2 separate regions of the Mus musculus genome follow, and region 2 is linked to region 1. A link is a contact called in ENCODE Hi-C or POLR2A ChIA-PET data. All regions are on one chromosome and are shown on one strand. The core of a region is the stretch at or near the end of the contact, and the rest is flanking DNA. Distances in the headings are between cores, read along the strand shown. Region 1 overlaps Mertk (MER proto-oncogene tyrosine kinase). Region 2 overlaps Banf2os (a long non-coding RNA gene).

Region 1 (6,436 bases), core at 3,836-6,335:
ATACTCTTCTCCCAGATCCACTTCAGTTCTTAATCCATTCTTCTGTTTCATAGTATCTGGCCCTTTAAATAGTTTCCAGATTGCGTTTAAGAAGGTGGATTTTTTGGCTTTTGCTGTTTTATGGTAACACGGAAAGCAGGCACCAAATATCATTCAAGCATATTTTCAGTACTTTATCATAAGGGGTGCCATGCTTGTATTTTTACTACAATCTGTTTCACTTCACACTTCTGACACAGCACCAAGAGCTTTGCTGAGATTTAACTGTTCCTATGCAGTTTATCATGAGTTTAAAAGTTCACAACTTGGGGTTAGAAACATGGCTCAGAGTGAAGAGCACTGGCTGCTCTTTCAGAGGGCCTAGGTTGGATTCACAGCATCTCCATGCTTGTGAGCTAGTAGATGTGGGGGCTGGGACATGAATTTAGGCCTTCTGTAAGAACAGAAAGCATTCTTAATCACTGAGAAATCTCAGCAGTTCCCCTTTAAAGTTTTTTTATTAGCATGTTAATTATCCATAATAATGGGTTTCATTATAACATTTTCATACATGTATATAAGTGTGCTTTCATTATATTCGATCCTATTACATCCTCTTGTTCCCTCTCATCTTCCTCATCTGGGTTTCCCTTGTACTGTTATGGTATATATATGTATATATAATTTATTTTTATTTTTATTTTATGTGTATGAATGTCTTGCCATGCATGTATGTGCAACAACATGCCTGGTGTTGGCGGATGTCAGAAAAAGGCACCAGATCCCTTGGAACTGGAGTTTCAGGCAGTTCTGAGCCTGTGGGTGTTGGGCCCTCAACCCAGGTCATGGCAAAAGTAAACAATGCTCCTAACACCTGAGCCATTCTCCAGCACCATCATGGCCTTGTGTGTGTGTGTGAGTGTGTGTGTGTGTGTGTGTGTGTGTGTGTGAGAGAGAGAGCAATCATTAGGATTGTCTATAGGAACATAGGTGAGGAGTTATTTACAGAACCATGGGTACCCTCCCAGAGGCTATGCTATAGAAAAACAAGTCTCTTCCTTCCCCAGCAACCATCAACTACCTAGGAATCCTCAAGGAGTGAGCTTCCATTAGTTGCTCCTTGACGACGATTGTCACCTGCCTAGCCACTCTCAGGGAGGAGTAACGCCATATGAACATCTCCCTACTCCATGACAGGATGTAGATGGGCCCAGTCTTGTGCAGGTCTTGTGCGCATGACCGCAGCTGCAGAGTGTGAAAGTGTGACAGCTAAAGCACATTTTAACTCCCAGCATTGTGCCTTGCTCCTGCTAGAACCATCTGTCATTCAGGGCTGACAGAATAAATACGCATATAGGGACTTTTTACAATGCCTTACGGGCTGAGGTCCAGCTAGTCCGACCATGGATGTCTACCAATGCAAAGTCCAAGAGTCCAGTAGTTGCTCAGTCTATGAGGCTGGAGGTCTCATCTGGTCTTCAGTTGAAAGAATCCCAAAGAAATAGCCTTCAGTACCAGTGAAGGGATGAATGGGCTTGCCAGTGAGGGAGAGCAGCAGGCAGAGTGAAGACTTCTGTCTTCCATGTCCTTTATACAGGCTGCCAGCAGAAGGTGTGGCCTAGATTAAAGGTGGATCTTCCAACCCCAAAAGATCTAGATTAAAAGCGGGTCTTCCCACTTCAGTTGATTTAATTAAGCTGCTTGGGTTTTACTTCATTGTAGATGTTGTCACATTCAAAACCAAGAGTAGCCATCTTTCATACTTGGCATCTTTCATACTTCACATTGACAACCAAGAGTAGCCATCTTTCACCTTGGCATCTTTCATACTTCAGTTGGAAACCCTGCTTACGTTGACTTCCGAAATAGTAAATAGGTCTTGAAAGTCTTCCTCCAGAAAATCCAGATGCTGAGGCGGTCAGAAAATTCTTCTCCAGCAATACCTAGTTTTCATCAGAATTACATTCAGGCATTGTGTTAGCCCCCCTCTCCCCCAGCAGACACACTGTAGGAGGGACTGAGGTTCTGGGGTGCAGGCTCCTTTTCTTCTGGGGGTTCCATAAGTGTACACTTTAGATATTTCTCTTCAGGCATCTTAGTTCTGTGTCTGCAGTCTCATTCCCAGGCTGCTTCAGGGAGGAATACACAGCTACAAACATGGCTGACTTCAGGGATCCCCAGGTGGGGCCAGGGCCTGTTTGCTGCCATTCTCGTTTGCATACCACCCCTGCCCTTAGTGTGCCACCCTGACAAAGCCCACCCCTGCCCTTAGTGTGCCACACTGACAAGGCTAGTGCGTGACTATTGTCTTTCTTCTTTTTAAAGGCCTTGTGATTGGGTTTCATTTGCCAGAACTGGTGCTGACCTGCAGGCCTGCACACATGCTAGGCAACTGTCCGGCCATTGAGCTACCGCCACCTCTAAGCCTCTTTGCATTTCTATTTTAAAAGTCTTACCACGTAGTCCAGGCTGTGGGCAAACTGGCATTCCCCCCATCTCAGTCTTCGAGTACCTGGGTTTATAGACACCCTGGTATTTGCAGCTACCATGCCCAGCAAAAATCTCTGTCTTATTTTGTGACATGAAGATCTCTGCTCTTGCCTTGAGTTGGCTTTGGTAGTGTGGCCTTTTTCCTTCTCACTCTCCACTCCAATAGAAACACAATCTTAGGAGCGTGCACAGTTGGCATATATCCTGGGAGAAGCTGGGATATACAGTAAAATATGGCTTCTATCTCATCTAGCAAACCTTTCTCTAATCTCCTTAAGATGTTTATTTTCTCATCTTTACCCCTCCCCACAAATGCCACAATTTCCTCCACACTATTCTCCAAATCTGTACATAAGGCAAGAGGAAAGGATTCTCAGCAAAAATCTAGTTCTTGGCCAAGCCCCTCCTCCCTTATGCATACATACTGTTTGGGAATGGGTTATAAAGGTAGAGGTGGTTTCTCTACCTCATGTATATGTTAAAAAAAAAAAAAAAGACAACAGCAGTGGGTAAAACAGAAACAACCAAAAGCAATTTTGGGGGAAAAAATCTTTAATCAAAAAACGAATTCCCCTTATTAAGGAGGTACGATCATGGGCCATGGGCATACAGTGCTGTTATGTCAGGATAGGTGTGCGTGCAGTTTAGCACAGGGCCATAAATAGACATTCTGGAACATTTTGGAGTCCCCTGGTAGATGCCATGAGGGTGGAGTGAAGGCTGAATTCCACCTCTGACTCAGACCTTGTGGGTGACAGGAAGGTACCAGCTGGCCTGAGGCTGAGGCCACCACTGTTTGAGAAACAGGGGCCATGTGCTTATCTTAGGGTGACTTTTTGGCAGAAACGACTTTTTGTTCTTTCATATTAAACTATGCACTGACTTCCTGGTGACCAACCACTAAAACTAAGGTGGAAGAAACCTTTGGCTCTCTGCCCCAATCCCAGTTCTGGAACCTTCTGTGAGCATGTACGGGCAGGTTCTTGGGAAAAAAGTCAGATTTCTAAAATGGCCCTCCTCTGTGGACCCTGGGGAAAAGTGGGGCATAGAATGGCAAGAGGCACATGAGGGAGCTAAAAATAGAAAAGGAACATGTGTTCCAAAAAAATGGGTGAAGAAAGAAACTCTAGTCAGGATCAAAGGAAGTGAAAGGGTATGTCCGGAAAGTGTGCAGCCCTGAATCCCATCCAAACCATTCATTTGCTACCGAGTTTAAAATGGTGATGAACTAAAATCCATGCTCAGTCCCTCTGGGAAGGGACTGACATGCTGGACGCAATTTCTAGATCCCATGAGCGGCCATCATAGGAGATAAAGGACACTCTATTAAATGTGAAGATCAGAAAAATGAAACCCAGGTTTTAATTTAGGTAAATATCAAGATTGCTTGTGTCATTTAATTGGCTTTTCCGTGTCATTTGCTCATCTACCAAAGGCAGAAGGGAGAAAGAGTGAAGGGGAGCCGAGCTAGCTGATGGTTTGAGTGCAGAATGACCACATCTGGCACCACATGGTCCAAGGTGGCCGAGGGGAGCTTACCCTTGTCTGCCCTGGGATGCTTTTTTATATAGTCCACAGCTATGCAAAGCCACAGCAAAGTCAGAGAGATTGGGTGAAGCTGGTGTTTGACTCTTCACCTTTCGGAGTGACCTGGCACTTCCAGCCATTCAGCTGTCCCTCCCCTCCTCACACCTACCCAGAGACTCACTCTCTCAAAGAGGTCACAGTGTGAGCCATTCTCTCTCAGAGTCTCCCTGAAGTTCTGCCATACCCTCTCTGGCTCCTCAGTTTAGCTTTTCAGAAGGCTGGCTATAACTCCAGCTATATCCGAAGAACAAACACTAACACCATTTCCTCACTGTACCCAACAATGGAGCTCTGAACTCCCATAGAGCAAAACTGGTAGAGTTAAAGGGAGAAAGGCTTAAAAAATGAGAGTTGAGACCTAGGTTCCTCACTTATAGTTACAGATAGAAGTATATACTAGGACAGAAGACAAACAGGATATAAGACAGAGTGAGACAACGAACCAACCAGGCTAAACTGTTACACAGAGAACATTTCTACAACTGGTTTACCCCATCTCTAGTGCTCGGCAGTCTCTAGGATAGGACATCTGCTATGTCATTAAACAAGCTTTAATAAATGCTAAATGACTGAAATCATGCTAAGTATTTTCTAATGGAATGTTAGAAATAAAAAAGAGGCTCAGTGGATAAGAACACTGACTGGACACGCATGGAGACCCACATGCAAATCAGCAGCGCCCACATAAAAAGAAAGTAAAAGAAAAAAAAGAAAAAGGAAAGAAAGAAAGAAGGAAAGAAAGAGAGAGAGAGAGAGAGAGAGGAAGAAAGGAAGGAAGGAAGGAAGGAAGGAAAAAAGAAAGAAAGAAAGAAAGAGAAAGAAAGAGAGAGAAAAACAAAATAGGCAAAATCAAACCAAGGGAGAAACCCCTTGAGATGAATGATAATACAGCAAATCAAAACTGCCCTGGAACACAGCTAACGCCATGTCTACAGGGAAATGTTTAGCACAGATGTGCAGCATAAACACTTAGAGTACATTTTTTTCCAATGAGGCATGGTGGCGGCACACACTGCCCTTTGGAGGCAGAAGCAGGAGGAACAGGAGTTCATGGTTATTTTTGGCAACAGTGAGAGGAAGGGCACTATAGACAACAAGAAGCTGACTCTGTCTTTTAAAAAAAAAATCATTAATCAGTTGATTAGATTTCCTGGTGAGAGACGGTAGGCATAAGGACTGCACTGAAATTCACATACAAAGTCAGGCAGGAGCCAAGCAAGGCTGGGAGCCGTACAGCGAGGAGACGGTTTTAGGGATAATGTTTGTTTTTATTTTTCAGAGAAGGAACAGCTGTCAGATAAGAGTAGGAGGCACCAAGGACAGTGAACTTAATTCTAGTTGGTATGAAAAACATCTGGTTGATCAACACAAAATTCTCTGGAAGTCACTTCTCCAAACTGAGTTGGCATGACAAGTATGCTAGGTTAATTTGTTTGTCTTTTTAAAATCTAATTTCATTCATTTATGTATTATTATCATGGGAGGGACACTTATGTGCCATGATACACAAGTAAAGGTCAGAAGAGGATGCTCAGGACTCTGTTCTGTCCTACCCTGGGATCAAACTCAGGCTCTCAGGCTTGTGTGGCAACTTGCTGGCCTGGTTAATGACTTTTGTTTGTTTGCTTATTGTTTATTTCTTGATACTGGGTTTCTGTGTTGCCCTAGGTATCTTGGAACTCACGCTGTAGACCAGGCTGGCCTTAACTCAGAGATCCACCTGCCTCTGCCTCTCCCCACCTCCAATGCTGGGATTAAAGGTATGTGCCACCACCCCACATACACAGGTTAATGAGTTTTTAATGAGAAAACTAGATATTCAGGAAATTAAGAGTAATTCCATTCCTATGCATAACAATGGACAAGGTAGAATACATTCATACAATTAGAAGACAGTCCAAGAGTGACTGCTAACTAGCTCCTACACAGTGTCTGATCTGACTATGGAGTTAGGACCTCTGAGCTCTGATGTTGCTTGGCATCAGATCTTCAGGGCCTGAATTCTTTCTGGTCCTGTCACTCACAGACTTGGTGAGTGCTGTTTTAAGCAAGAGGTATCTGAAGAATGCCTTGGTTGCAGTGGGCTCTTGTTAAATAACAATGTTACTGATAGTGTTTTCATGAAAGGAACACTCAAGAGTATACAGCTTATACCACAACAACGTATCATTTAGGGTGACCTACCCATATTTTCCCCAACCCTGTTTCATAGTAACTTTAGCTAATGTTAAAAGGAACTGATGATTGAACAAGTCCAGCAAACCCAACCCCCAACCCCCTTTTCCCCAAGAGACAATGTTAGCTAAGGGGCTTCATCTATCAGCATACATGACCCACATGACTGTCCTCCATAACACCAGCCCAGGATAAGTCACTCTGG
Region 2 (7,496 bases), core at 313-2,812, about 15 Mb before region 1:
CTGGTGTGTGTGGGTGTGTGGGTGTGTATTCAGGTGTAGAGTCCAGAAGGTTGTCGGATCCCCTGGATCTGGAGTTACAGGTGGTTGTAAGCTACTTGAACTGGGTGCTGGGTACTGAACTGCAAGACCAGCAGCCACTCTTAACCTCTGAATCTCTGAGCCAGGGGAGCCAGAGAACTGGATTTCTACGTGAAAAACGTCTGAGACTTAAATGTTGACAACTAATTCAGAAGCTGAGGACATTAAGGATGTCTTGGGGTGAAGCAGGAACGGGGGGCAGCTTCTGGGACCTTGTGTTCTGGGGGAGGGCTGACGCCAGACCTGGCCCAAGGCAGACTGTATGACCACCCCATCCTGCACCTTGGACCCTTCTCTGCCACTGGTGTGTCCCTGGCTCCTCCCAGATCTGAAGCTCTCCTCTTCCCGCAGTGCGTGGCTGCTGTTGGAGTCACCTTGCGTGAGGGGACAGTACGGTTGGGTAATTTGATTGACAATTTGATTGGATTAAATAACATCCTCTGCTTGGCTAGTGTTAGGCTGACCGCTCAGTATTCTCAGCTTCTGAATTAGTTGTCAACATTTAAGTCTCAGGCGTTTTTCACGTAAAAATCCAGTTCTCTGGCTCCTCACGGGGTGGTGGTGGTGGTGGTGGTGGTGAGGAGAGCGACAACTAGGTTTGTAATCTGTGGTAGATGCCACAGGGTCTGGCCAAGCCCAGCAACTTCATCTTGGGGAACAATACCATAGAACCCATCATTCTCTCATGTCTCAAGCATGTGGGAGAGGCAAGAGGAAAGAGAAATATTTTGTCCCCGTATCTCTAAGGCGAAGGGGAAATCTGCGACCAGGGAGGTTAATACGTATTCCAAGAATGCCTGAGTCTAATGCGTACAGTTCAGGGGCGCCATTAGCGAGCGCCTTAGGACCCTGTGTATGCGAGCTGCGTATCCTACCAGACCTCAGCCTTTCCAGATGTTGGGCCTCCCTCCCCTCCTCCATCCCATTTTGTTAAAAGCAGCTGTTTCCACCCCCTTCCAGCTCCCCAAGTGCTGATTTCATCTCCCCACCCCCAGCCCCCTTCCCCAACAAAAGTTTAGAGCCAGGAGAGAACTGGTTTGGCAGAAAGCCAACATGCCGTGGGAGGAAGAGGACAACGTGGAGAAAGTGGGAGCCAAGTAGAGGCTGAGCAGGAAGGCTTGGACCCAGGCTCTGAGGACTCTAAGAAGCCAGGCTATCCAGCGGATCCAGATGTGGGAGTAGCCTCTTCGCTTAAAGGTGGAGCCCAGAAAGTTCTTTTGCTCCACAATTTGTTCCTGGTGTAGTCGGAAAGAGGTAGAGAAGAGCCAAAGAGGCAAGAAGAGGGAGAGAAGATAGATTCCCTCCAGCCCCGAGCTGGAGCATCGACCCCAGTCCTCTACTCGCCCCATCTCTGCTCTGGCTGCAGTTTTGAGCCTGTATGTTTGTTATGCTGGGCTGAAAGGAGGCCAAGGAATCATGACGTGGTTAAAGGGTAACCAAGGCCCAGGCGACTGGCCTGCAGTCACACCAGATCCAGGAGGAGTGGGCAGCCCACAAGGCACGGGGTGGAGGTGGGTGGGGGTGTGGGGCCTGCACCCAGCTCTCAGAGTCAAATGTTGTCGTCCCTGCCCCCATTCACAGCAGCTCCATAGTTCTTCTTATCCTCCCACCCCCACCCCTATTACAGCTGAGCCAACGTCTTTGAGGTCTGGAAAAATTCCTTTCCCCTTAACTTTGAAAAGAAAAAAAGTTGAAAATTTCCAAAAGGACCACGTGAGTAAGGCACAAAGGGAAACCCAGAAATGGAGACTTGGGGAGCTTGCAGGGCACTCATGGCTGTGCTAACTTAATGCCTTGGGGAAGACCCATGGTGGGCACTCCCAAGAGGGGCATTTGCTCCTTGCAATTCTCCAAGGAAGTGCAAAGTGGGGCTGGAGGAGGCTGAACAGGCATTGATGGGTCTGCTTTTGTCCTGGTGGGGACCCAGCATCTCTCCTAAGCTTGGAGCCTTTTGGGAGGAAGGGGTTCTCCATTCAGCCCCGGTGTTCCCTGGATCACGTGGTCCTTCCTCCTTCCCCAAGAAAGGCACCTAATTTAATTTCTATCTTCTCTCAAATCTCTGGCTCCTGGCTTGGGATGGCTCCCTGTGTGTGTGTGTGTGTGTGTGTGTGTGTGTGTGTGTGTGTCCCACCTGGTCAGGTTTCCAGAGGCCATATGGAGCTCAGACTGACTATGCTCTGGAGCAGTCATGCCCCTGCATACGCTATGCACACATATTGCTCGAAGGCTATGACATTTTTAGGATTCTCGTTGTTCTGATTTAAGGGATTGAATTTATCCATAGACAACCGACCCAGTGTGATGCTATGAAGAAGTTATACATGGGGTCGCTGGGACCAGATGGCCCAGCTGGTAAAGGCAGTTGTCCCAGAGCCTGATGACTAGAAGAAGGAAGTCTTCTGACCTGCACATGTGTGCTGTGGTGTGGGCAGGCACACATAGACAGATACGCTAAACAAGTAAATGTAAAAGAAAGCAACCACCAGCCTTTTCACATTTGCATGTTAATGTAATCAAAGACAAAATGCACGTGGCTTCCCTCTCCATCTTCTCCCTTCTCTCAAGGGGCAACCACCATCTTCCAGGACTGTATTATGCAAGCATATATATGCTTAAGAAAAAAAAATTCATTTCTACCCACCTATAATTATCTATTGCTACCTGCGGGACATTGTTCCAGGAGCTCTCCTGCAGACAGCAAAATCCTCGGATTCTCAAATCTTTTGTTTAAGAAAAGCACAACATTAGCATATAACCTGTGCATATCTCACCTCTGGATTATTTATAATGTTGAATATAATGTAAATGCTATGCAAATGGTTGTTCAACTCTATTGTTTAAGGCATCCTGGCAAATGTTCAGTAGAGACATGATTTCTTTCTGAACGGTTTTCAGTCCACTGTTGTTTGGCTCCACGGATGCAGACGAGAGGCTCTGTAACTCATTTTCCTAATGTTTTTACAATTGCAGTTTTAAGGTCTGATTTATCTGGAATTCATATTCGTGAGAGGAAGAAGGTAGGGACCCATCCTGAACTTTTCCCCAGATGACGGGATGACCCCATGAAGGGATGAGCTGAAGTCTTTTGAATAAGCCACTTATGAGACTGATGTTCCCAGAAGGCTGTGCTGACGCGTATTAATGGGGAGGCTAGAGACAGGAGGAGCCTCAGCTTTGGCTCTGCCTTCTTGAGAAGTTCAGTTCAGATTACAAACTTGCACATCGCCTGGCTGAAGCAAAGCCCAGCAGCTGACCAGGTCTCTTTCGTAGCTACCTGGGTGATTGATTCCTCTCTTTCCTTAACCACTTGACTCTCGCCCCCTCGGGCTTTCCCTTCCTTGGCACAGGGCACTCTGAGGAGGGTGGTTTTCTTTGGCCTTTCCCCTCTGACTAGAGGGTTCTCTGTGGGTTCCTACTAGTTGGGCACCTCCCAGACCTCACTGCTCATTTAACTACCAGACACACTTCTCAGTGGATGCTCAGATTTCAGGCAAGGAGAAAACAAAGTTTAATTTAAGAAAGCCAGGCTTAAGCTTCTTGCTTGAGGTCTCACTTTGACCAAATGCAGGATCAGCCATAGGCTAGCCTCTGCTCACAGACTGTGAACTATTGCCTACCCAGGAAACTGTCATCAGAAACCAGCAACCCTCAGGGCTTGTAGGTGCCCTGCTGCCAGTGCAGAGAGAGGTCCAGATGTCCCCAGTGGACTCAAGGTCAGGGACACTACCTTCAGTGTCTCCATTCTCTGCATGGCATTGCCTTCCGGGTGCGGGGATAGAGTGGGGGGCACTGCTGCATGCTGTGCTGTGAGCTCAGTCAACAGAACTCCATCTCCCTGCCTGGCTTTCTGGCTCCCCTGGTACTTTCCAGAGGCACATGCCCACTCTTGATGCTAGACACCCACGGGTTGTATCAATAGTAAAGAACACCCAAGCCTGGATTTCTTGGTGAAACTGAACACCACCAGCAGCAGCAGCAGCAGCAGCAGCAGCAGCAACAACAACAACAGCATGAGTATGGGATGCCTCTTGCAGGCCTGTCCCGGTCTGTTTTGGCCCCTACAGTGCTGGGACCAATACATTATCCCATTCATTCTTCACAGGCCACCTGGATAATTGTTTCCTTTTTCTAAATCTAAGCTCATTCAAAGAGAAATGACTTTGGCTTGGCATGTGAAAGGGGCCAGGACATGACTCTGCTGGATGCTTGTGACTTGAAAAGAACCAGGAGGCTCTTTGGAGGTGACTGCTCCAGTCAGAAGCAGAGAAGCGGCTCCCCATTCTTGAGGTCAAAAGAGAATGGTTTCAGCTCATTTGTCACCCTCACGGGTGCCAGATGGAGGTAACCGGGCTAAATGGAAGTATTCGAAGATTCGCTTTTGGTTAAGATGAATGGTCTTGGTTCTGGTTCTGGTGTGTTTTGGGGTGGGGGCGGGGAGGGAGTTTTGTGAGGAGGACTTGGTGGAGTTGGGATTAAACTCAGGTCAGCAGGTTAGCATGACAAATGCCTTTATGTGCAGCCGGGCTTCAGGTACAGCCACTCAGGAGATCAAAGGGGTCACCGTGTGGGGTCTTGCCTCTGGAGATGTTCCTAGAGAGCCTGAGGCCCAGCAAGGCTGGGACAATCTAGAGCTGGCTCAGGCCACAGAAGGCACAGACCCCAGTGACTTCTGCCATCTCGATTGGGTCAGGAGAGTATGCTTAACGAGGAACAAGCCTGCCTTTGCAGACAGGGGCTGCACACATTGGGCTCAAAGGCCAATGGGAAGAGTCACGTCTACACAGCTCTGCATCTTCAAACTCTCACTGTTTCCTCGAACTGAGAAACAAGGCCAGATAGCAAACCCTAGGCATGATGCTGGTGCTGGTGCTGGTGGTTGGGTGCTGGTGGTGGTGCTGGTATTGGATGCTGATGTTGGTGCTGGGTGAATGTGGTGGTGCTGGTGTTGGGTGGTGCTGGTGGTGCTGGTGGTAGTATATGGGAAGAAAAGTCTGAGAAGGCCATTGTATGCATGTATGGGAGTATTTTTATTTTTTTAAGTTTTTTTAAAAAAAACTTTCATGTTTTCTTTTTCCTTTGACAAATGTCATTTCCTTTGCTTTCATTAAAAAAACAAAAAACAAAACCAAATTCATACTTTCATGTTGCGGCCGCCAGCAGCTCGCAACGTGAACGGTTCGACTGAGAAGGCCGCTCGAGCTGTAAGAGAGGAATCTAGACGGGGCAAAAGAAGAAACGGAGCTAAGGCAATTTCATACTGATCAAAGCTCAAATTTTATTGTTGCGACACCAGTTATGAAGGAAGGGGGAGGGGACCCGATTCCCGCCGAATAATCTCTGGTCCAGTAGAAAGGTGCACGGGTGTGGCTCCGCAGGTTCCAGCAGTGGGCGTGGCAGAACGAATGAGCAGGAAGCTCCACCCCGAGCAAGCAGGTTTCAGGCTGGGGGAGGGGAGACTACATCTCCTCCCTATTATTAACAAAATAAAAAAAAGGAAAAAGCTGGCCTGAGGGGGGAAAATTATCTATGCTCAATAGTTCTGCCTGGAATCTAGGGCTAAAGAAAAAACTTGCTTCACTGGGATTCTTTAACCTTTCTTATGGTAAACTGTATCTGGCTTAAGACTGTCCTTTCTAGTAAACAACTGAAAGGCCTGGAGCTGCAGACTCTGACTTTATAATGCTAATTAGTACTTGGTAGGTAACTTTCTAGTTGAATTTTAAGTAGGGCGTTGGAACTCTGGCTAAGTTTGACTGAACGATGTGAAAATAGCACTAAGTTGAATTCCTCCGCATTTTTGGAAGATAGGTGGGAAACAGGGAGAAGGAGTGACCGGCTCTTGTAGTACAAGGCCAATTGGCTTTTTTATTTGGGTGGGAGGCAGTGAAAGGCTTGCCCTTTCAATAGTACGTCTCCAATCTCTCTCCCCCCTATTAATTAAGTTAAATAAGGCAACGCTTAACTGAGGTGATCAAATGATTTTCTCATCCGTAGATGAGTGGGCTTTTAACCTTGGCTTGGGTGGACATGGACCCGATTCCTCCCGTGGGTAAAACCCACACATGTGGCTCTCGGTACCTTTTGGGGAGGCGAGGTAGAGCCGGAGAATATTTTTTATTTTTAACCAAAATTTGGTACCAACCTCTTTCAAACCGGGTTTATCTCACAGGAAACTCAGAAATGGTCAAGCCGGACCTTCCCTTGCAGTAAGTATCTCTGCACCAAGCGGTGCCCATACTGAATTTGTACAATCACAAACCAGTATGCACAGTTCTGAGTGCTGTGCAGCTCCTAAAGGAGAATTATCAACCTCAGAATTAGCAAAGCCTAAGCAAGAATTATGTCGTTAATAACACCACGATTTGTGGGTAAAATAGGAGCTGGAAGTCGTTCCTCCTCATCCCTGTTTTTTCCACAGCCTATTGAGCTAAGGACACCTTGCAGTAACAGCAAGGGTGAAAAGCCAGAGGTCAGCTAAGGGGCTAAGCCTGTCTACCAAAATAAAAACCAATCTTTATTGATATAGAAAAATCTACTCTTCTAGCCCTCTAGGTAAACCTAAATTTTTAACTCAGACTGAAAGCCACATGCTGGAAATGTCCTGAGACTGGGGGTAACAGCTGCCGCCTGTGTGCTCTAGGGGGGCGGGGATGCACATCCGCTGGTCCGCCTCGGGAATGTTGATTTACCTGCTTGAAAGACAAAATCTTGAAAGACAGTGAGAAAGTAGGAAAGCAGAACTTCTTTCGGGGAAGTCTAGGTACTTTATTTAAATGCAAATTGTAAAGCTGAGGCTAGTCTCCGGCCTCCTGTCGGGAGCTGGTTCAGAGAGTAGCTGGAGAACACAAACAGCTTTGAGAGCTGTTGCTCTCAGCTGAATTTTAAGCACAAAAGGAATTTTAGTCTTTAGAATGATACTTACCAGAAGAGTCAGAATCTGTGTTCATCTGACGAATTAATCTCTCTGGCAGCCACCGCGCTCCATCTTCATCTCGTGAAAAAACACAAACTGAGCCCCTACCCCAAATTAGAACTGGATCTGGACCCTTCCATTCATTAGTCAGGGGGTCCTTCCATTTTACCAATGCATAAGAATTAGAAGTAACTGGATGCCAGTGGCGATCCGCTGCAGACTGGCCCTTGATATCGGTGTGCAAGAAATTTAGGACAAATAAAGTGAAGGCAAGGTGGGCCTTTGGTGACCTTGGGGGATATAGCTGACCCTCTTTTGTCTTAAAAAGCCAATTCTTTAAGGTGCGATGAGCACGTTCAACTATTCCTTGTCCCATGGGGTTGTAAGGAATTCCAGTTTTATGATTAATACCGAATTCTTTACAGAATGAAATAAAGTTTTTACTGGAATAAGATGGCCCATTGTCTGTCTTAATAAGTTTAGGCAATCCCATGGCATTAAATGC

Evidence for each region. A loop is a pair of places that touch in the nucleus more often than their neighbours do. ChIA-PET counts read pairs that join two places held with the same protein, here RNA polymerase II (POLR2A).
Region 2: a map of regulatory T cell shows a loop between it and region 1 (21-fold over the local background). The contact joins two enhancer-like sites. A Hi-C loop is called at or near these places in 1 of 37 maps with a recorded cell type or tissue (regulatory T cell). POLR2A ChIA-PET finds 5 or more read pairs at or near these places in 1 of 5 experiments (embryonic stem cell).

Annotation. Positions count from the first base shown.
Region 1 is chr2:128,752,305-128,758,740 of GRCm38, reverse strand. The region is part of intron 6 of Mertk (MER proto-oncogene tyrosine kinase); the gene reads right to left. Among named protein-coding and RNA genes, the nearest start is that of Mertk, 57 kb to the right of the region's middle. Within about 2 kb of position 5,085, at least 1 of the 3 ENCODE cell types and tissues checked has a DNase peak (open chromatin) inside an H3K27ac peak, as active enhancers do.
Region 2 is chr2:144,154,182-144,161,677 of GRCm38, reverse strand. All of the region lies in intron 2 of Banf2os (a long non-coding RNA gene), which reads left to right. Among named protein-coding and RNA genes, the nearest start is that of Gm5535, 31 kb to the left of the region's middle. Within about 2 kb of position 1,562, at least 1 of the 3 ENCODE cell types and tissues checked has a DNase peak (open chromatin) inside an H3K27ac peak, as active enhancers do.